Regions from separate parts of the Homo sapiens genome. Here region 2 is linked to region 1. A link is a contact called in ENCODE Hi-C or POLR2A ChIA-PET data. All regions are on one chromosome and are shown on one strand. Each heading gives the region's core, a stretch centred on a gene start or an enhancer-like site at or near the end of the contact. The rest is flanking DNA. Distances are from core to core; before and after follow the strand shown. Region 1 has its middle 34 kb from the start of MIR3616. Region 2 overlaps SULF2 (sulfatase 2).

The links. Hi-C counts contacts between places; a loop is a spot of excess contacts on that map. ChIA-PET counts read pairs that join two places held with the same protein, here RNA polymerase II (POLR2A). Pooled maps may share reads with other maps.
Region 2: a map of B cell shows a loop between it and region 1 (7-fold over the local background). The contact joins two enhancer-like sites. A Hi-C loop is called at or near these places in 4 of 168 maps with a recorded cell type or tissue (B cell, Caco-2, MCF 10A and 1 more), 3 of 37 single-sample maps with no recorded cell type and 12 of 50 pooled maps. POLR2A ChIA-PET finds 5 or more read pairs at or near these places in 3 of 52 experiments (Caco-2, WTC11 and activated T-cell).

The regions. Positions count from the first base shown.
Region 1 is chr20:47,199,199-47,202,425 of GRCh38, reverse strand. No RefSeq gene overlaps it. Among named protein-coding and RNA genes, the nearest start is that of MIR3616, 34 kb to the right of the region's middle. RefSeq lists an enhancer at 733-782. Within about 2 kb of position 1,690, at least 3 of the 41 ENCODE cell types and tissues checked have a DNase peak (open chromatin) inside an H3K27ac peak, as active enhancers do.
Region 2 is chr20:47,663,922-47,667,262 of GRCh38, reverse strand. SULF2 (sulfatase 2) reads left to right here. Exons shown (of 21, transcript NM_001387048.1): 12 at 775-1,003; 13 at 1,310-1,406; 14 at 1,970-2,064; 15 at 3,074-3,133. Among named protein-coding and RNA genes, the nearest start is that of SULF2, 120 kb to the left of the region's middle. RefSeq lists enhancers at 475-1,458, 1,459-2,444, 2,978-3,027, 3,058-3,197. Within about 2 kb of position 1,767, at least 2 of the 41 ENCODE cell types and tissues checked have a DNase peak (open chromatin) inside an H3K27ac peak, as active enhancers do.

The DNA.
Region 1 (3,227 bases), core at 441-2,940:
CTACTAAAATACAAAAATTAGCTGGGCGTGGTGGCAGGCACCTGTAATCCCAGCTACTTGGGAGGCTGAGGCAGGAGAATCGCTTGAACCCAGGAGACAGAGGTTTCAGTGAACCGAGATCATGCCATGGCACTCCAGCCTGGGCGACAGAGCTAGACTCCGTCTCAAAAAACAAACAAACACAAAACAAAAGAACAAAAACAAACAAAACAACAAAAACAAACAAACCCCCAAAACAGTATTTCCGGACTCACATGGAGGGCTGAAGAAAGCCATGAGGTCTGAGCTTCCAGGAAGCCACCGAAGCCACCGTGCAGGACTGGGCTGCAAAGAAACAGATGCACCGAGGCCACAACCACGCTGGCCCTAGGCTGGTCCACACCGCCACGTGCAGTCACTTTTCTCCCCACTTAATCCGTACCAAATGCAGCTGATGGGTGGAACCTTGAATATATCAGACGCCTGGCTGAATAGAGCCTGAGGAATAAGTTGTTTTTCTTTTTTTTGAGACAAGAGTCTCATTCTGTTACCCAGGCTGGAGTGCAGTGGCGTGATCTCGGCTCACTGCAACCTCCGCCTCCCGGGTTCAAGCGATTCCCGTGCCTCAGCCTCCTGAGTAGCTGGGATTATAGGCGTGTGCCATCATGCTCAGCTGATTTTGGTAATTGCAGTAAAGACAGGTTTTCACCTTATAGGCCAGGCTGATCTAGAACTCCTGGCCTTAAGTGATCCTCCCATCTTGGCCTCCTAAAGTAATGTGGTTACAGGTGTGAGCCACTGGGCCCAGCCGGTTTTTAGTTTAGTTCAGAAAACCACCCCAGAAGAATGATCAGATGTTGAACAAGCCAGTTCTCATACATGTGACCAGGGATCAAACCCGTGGCTTTGCCACCTGGTCTAGGGCTCTAATCTGCCCAGGGCACTCTTTTCAGATTGTGGTGTTAATGGAAAACTGTGGCCTTCCTGGTCCCACAGATAGCCTAAGCCTGGGCCAGTTGGGTACTACAAGCTTTATTAAGACAGCTGAGTACTGACCTTGGTTCACTTTGATGAACCCGAGAGGGAAACTTCATTTACATACACAGCACCTCCTGTGCTCCAGGCAATTTCTGCACATTGCATCCTAATGACCTGCATTTTGCAGCAAAGGACATCAGGTCCAGAGGGATTGAGGCTACACAGCTTGTGCGTAGCCGAAGCTGGACTTGAACCCAGTCTAATGACACAAATAATGCCTGCTCTTTTTTTTTTTTTTTTTTTTGAGACAGAGTTTCGCTCTTGTTGTCCAGGCTGGAGTGCAGTGGCGCAACTTTGGCTCACCACAACCTCTGCCTTCCGGGTTGAAGCGATTCTCCTGCCTCAGCCTCCCAAGTAGCTGGGATTATAGGCATGAGCCACCATGCCTGGCTAATTTTTGCATTTTTAGTAGAGACGGGGTTTCACCATGTTAGCCAGGCTGGTCTCCAACTCCTGACCTTGTGATCCACCCGCCTCGGCCTCCCAAAGTGCTGGGATTACAGGCGTGAGCCACCGCGCCCCGCCCAAAAAATGCCTGCTCTTAACCATGACTATATCTTTGTCATCATTGGAGAAACTTTTGTATAAAAGCCACAAGTTAATTATTAACTAGGGACTTACTCTTCACTGGGCTGTGTTTCAGGTGCTGGGGACACAACTGTGGACAAAAGAGACAAGACGTAGACATAGGGTAGTGAGTTCAGCTGGGGTTTGCTCCCAGGACCCAGGCAGGGGATATAAGCTAGGGAAACAGGCTGGGGTAACACTGACATAGATATGCTTTCTTTGTATAGTAAACATGTTAGAGGCCAGGCGCGGTGACTCACGCCTGTAATCCTAGCACTTTAGGAGGCCGAGGTGGATGGATCACCTGAGGTCAGAAGTTCGAGACCAGCCTGGCCAACATGGTGAAACCCCCGTCTTGTTGCACGGGAGCGAGTTAGAGAAAACACCACACTTTTGAGACGAATTAAGTCTGTTTATTTAGCCGGCGGCTAAGAGATGGCTTACGCTTAAAGTTCTTTCGGCCTTGAAGAAGGGGCTAGATTTTCTTTTATACTTTGGTTTAGAAAGGGGGGGGGTCTAGTTAAAACAATTTTACAGAAATAAAGTAGGCAAAAAAGTTAAAAGGATAAATGGTTACAGGAAAGTAAACAGTTCTAGGTGCAGAGGCTTTAAGATTATTACAAGGTGATAGACGCGGGGCTTTTTTTGGGCGTTATCAATCAGGCGAATTCCTGGGAACTGCGGATATTGCTCGCCACATTATCTTATCAGTGAATTGCATTCTTGGATGTGCTGGGAGTCAGTTTGCACAAGTTAAGTCCTTGAGGAAGGCGCTGCCAGTGAAAGAGCCAAGATGGAGTCTGTCTGGCTCTCTTAGCTAAGGGAGAGTCAATTAAGGTGGAACTAAGGCTAGGTGATTAAAGGAAAGAGGGAGAGTCTAAAAACAAGGTTAGTAAAAACAAGCTTAGGCATTACAGTCTCTACTAAAAATACAAAAATTAGCCGGGCGTGGTGGCGAGTGCCTGTAATTCCAGCTACTTGAGAGGCTGAGGCAGGAAAATTGTTTGAACCTGGGAGGCGGAGGTTGCAGTGAGCCGAGATCGCGCCACTTCACTACAGCCTGGGAGAAAGAACGAAGCTTCGTCTCAAAAAACCAAAAACCAAACAACAACAATAACAACAAAAACACGTGTTTGAATAATCTGTGCATTTTTTTAATCTTTTTTTTTTTTTTTGAGACAGGGTCTCCCTCTGTTGCCCAGGCTGGAGTGCAGTGACACAATCATAGCTCACTGCAAAGTGGCACAATCATAGCTCACTACAACCTCGACCTCCTGGGCTCAAGCCATCCTCCTGCCTCAGCCTCCCGAGTGGCTGGGACCACAAGTGCACACCACTACGCCCAGTTACTTATTTATTTTTGTAGAGATGGGGGTCTCACTATATTGCCCGGCCTGGTCTCAAACTCCTGGGCTCAAATGATTCTCCCACCTCAGTCTCCCGAAGCACTGTGATTGCAGGTGTGAGCCACCGTGTTCCACCATTGCTTTTCTTGAAATATGTAAGCCCTTTGGTTTAGTTTTTATTTTTCCACTTTTGACAGAAAAAATATTTCTCCACTATGAGAATAACAGCTGGCTGGTGTGTGGATCAATGGCAACCGATGCTTGACTTCGGGGTGTCAGGGAGAAAACACAGCATGG
Region 2 (3,341 bases), core at 518-3,017, 460 kb before region 1:
TAAGTGGCTTCCCCAGTCCCCGTCCATTTCTACCCAGAGACAGGCACTGCAGGGCCCCTTTTTCCCAGTTTAAATCAACATTTTTACATCCATGATACTTTTTTTCCTTTTTAATTGAGGTGAAGTTCAGATAACATCAAACTCACCATTTTTACAATTATATACAATGCAGAGGCATTTAATAGGTTCACAGTGTTGCACACCTCTACCTAGTTCCAAAACATTTCATCACCCCAAAAGGGAACCCCGTACCCACAAAGCAGTCACTCCTCACTACCCTCTCCCCCAGCCCCTGGCAATCACCAATCTTCTTTCTGCCGCTATAGATTTACCTATTCTGGGTAGTTCCTATAAATAGAATGTAACAATACGAGCCCGCTTTGTGTCTGGCTGGTTTCACTCCGCCTGCTTTTGACATTCATCCACGCTCTAGCGTGAATCAGAACCTCGCTCCTGGTTCTGGTCGCATATTCCGTTGTACAGATGATGTACCGCCATTTGTTTACCCGCAAGCAGCTCTCGCTTGAAATCCTCTTGAGTCAGTGGCTTCTTGGCTCCAGGACTTCCGTCTTGCCGGTGTGATCACCTCGAGGCCCTCCCCTGCGGTCCAGGATCTGCGAGCAGGCGGGTAGATTCCACGACCCCTCGAGTCGCAGGCAAAGCTGAGCCTCATGCTTGGAAGCCCGGCCCTATCTTGATGAAGGACCCACTGCCCTGGGAGCCTGGCCAGCCTTTCCTGCCTCCCTAACTCTGCCACTCCTCTAATGCCCACAGAGTACAAGGCCAGCTATGTCCGCAGTCGCTCCATCCGCTCAGTGGCCATCGAGGTGGACGGCAGGGTGTACCACGTAGGCCTGGGTGATGCCGCCCAGCCCCGAAACCTCACCAAGCGGCACTGGCCAGGGGCCCCTGAGGACCAAGATGACAAGGATGGTGGGGACTTCAGTGGCACTGGAGGCCTTCCCGACTACTCAGCCGCCAACCCCATTAAAGTGACACATCGGTGAGTGTCCAGGTGGAAGTCGAGGGTGAAGGGGACAGGACAGACCTCGGCAAAGGGCTTCCCACACCTCTTGGGCCCCTGAGGACCAAGATGACAAGGATGGTGGGGACTTCAGTGGCACTGGAGGCCTTCCCGACTATTCAGCCGCCAACCCCATTAAAGTGACACATCGGTGAGTGTCCAGGTGGAAGTCGAGGGTGAAGGGGACAGGACAGACCTCGGCAAGGGCTTCCCACACCTCTTGGGCACCTGGGCTGCTCCCCCTCCACCACCTCCGAGCCACACGTGATCCCTTCTCTCAAGCAGGTGCTACATCCTAGAGAACGACACAGTCCAGTGTGACCTGGACCTGTACAAGTCCCTGCAGGCCTGGAAAGACCACAAGCTGCACATCGACCACGAGGTGAGTGGAGAGCGGGAGAGGAGCATGCTCTCGGCCACCACGGGCCTGGCAGGACCCCCGGTTCACAGTGGGAGGGCAGTGAGGCCAGACCCAGGGAAGAGGCTGGAGAGGTGAAGTGAGGTCCCCACAGATTCCTCAACGCGGGGATAGGTGTCAGTCCCAGCATGAGACAGATAGCTTCCTGCCCAGGCCGTCTGAGGGACGATGGCTTAGCCACGTTGTCCCCCTTTTGACTTACAAGAAGTCTACGCTACAGGAGGCCTTTCATCAAACCCAGGGGAGACACTGGAGGCCTCAGTGGGCTCAGCGGGTTCCTGCGCAGGCCAGGCCGGAAAAATGACTCGGTTCCCTTGCAAGGGCTGGCTGGAGGAGAAGGCGGGCTTCCTTCAGGCAGAACAAGTACCTCCTCCCCACCCAGACATGCCGGTGCTTGCCCTGGGGCCCGGGGAGTGCAGGCTGCCGCTGCTGAGCACAGACACGGCAGCGTGGGGGCAGTCACCAGGCCAAGTCTTTGTTGTCCAGCCTTGAAGGTTTCAAGGCCTCCTCTTCTGCCCCTCCCTCAGATTGAAACCCTGCAGAACAAAATTAAGAACCTGAGGGAAGTCCGAGGTCACCTGAAGAAAAAGCGGCCAGAAGAATGTGACTGTCACAAAATCAGGTGAGGCAGTAGCAAAGGGACCTCCCTAAGACCCCACTCTCCTACAGGACAGTTCAGTTCATCCCCTCTCGTGATTGACCCCTTTCATTTTTTATTTTTATCTTTATCTTCTCCCCTCATGGCATTAAAAAAATCCGTAATTTACCTCCCTGTTGTCAGCCAGTGTGGCACACGGACCTGCTCCTCAGCCAGGCTGGCGCCCAGATTCCAGTACTGCTAGCAAGAGACCCGTGCTGGCTGCGCAGAGCCGGCTCCAGGCCGGAAAAGTGCCTCTGCCGATTGCCCTTTCAGAAATCCCCCATGTGGTTTGAGGTCCATGTTCCCGGCTTAGGGGTCCCCTGGCCCAAAGGACTGAACTCTAGAACAGCTCTAATAGAACATTCTGTGCTGACGGAAATGGGCTATATCTGCACTACACCACACGTGGCTGGTGCATACTTAAAATTTTGGCTAGTGTCACTAAGGAGCCAAATTTTTTATTTTGCTTAATTCAAATTGAAGTAGCCACCTGTGGCCAGTGGCTACCATACTGGACAGCACAGCTGTAGAAGCCCTGCTGTCTTTCCAGAAAGTGTTGCAAAACACAGGCTTCCCTGTGTTGACCCCGACCAAGTGTGAGTAGGCAGGGTGGTGAGGGAACCAACCTCAAGATGCTGAGGCTTTGACATGTAAAATTAACCATCAAAAAAGAAAGGAAAAAGGATGCTGAGGCTGATGCACCTAAAGCCAGGCCCAGCTTCTAGTCGTGGCTAAATTACAATTAACCCAACCTGCTAAAGTCTAGCAAAAGTCCAGGCAGAGTCCTGGCTCATGCTTGGAGAAAGAAGCCACTCAGGCAGGCACCTGCTGCCCTGAGGATAGGGTCATGCCCTACCCACCACCACCCCAGAAGGAGGGACAGGGGTGGGGCAGCAGCAACACATGGGAGTCCCAGAAATCACAGCTTGCACCTGCCAGCGGAGCCCTCTGAGCCACTCCTGAAGCCTGGGGCTGGGGGGGTCTGTTACAGCTACCACACCCAGCACAAAGGCCGCCTCAAGCACAGAGGCTCCAGTCTGCATCCTTTCAGGTAAGAGCAGCTTGAGGTCCTGGGGAAGAGATGCAGAGGCCTGCATGAGGAGGTGGCCCTCCCTTAAGCTAAAACTCAGAAGAAAAGGAAAGAAGTCCAGGCCCTTCCCTGGGAAGTCCACGGTAGCCCTCGAAGAGGCCTTACTTCCCAATCAACACTGAGCGGGCCTCCGACGCCCCCTTGTGGCTAAATGGGGTTACCGCAACTC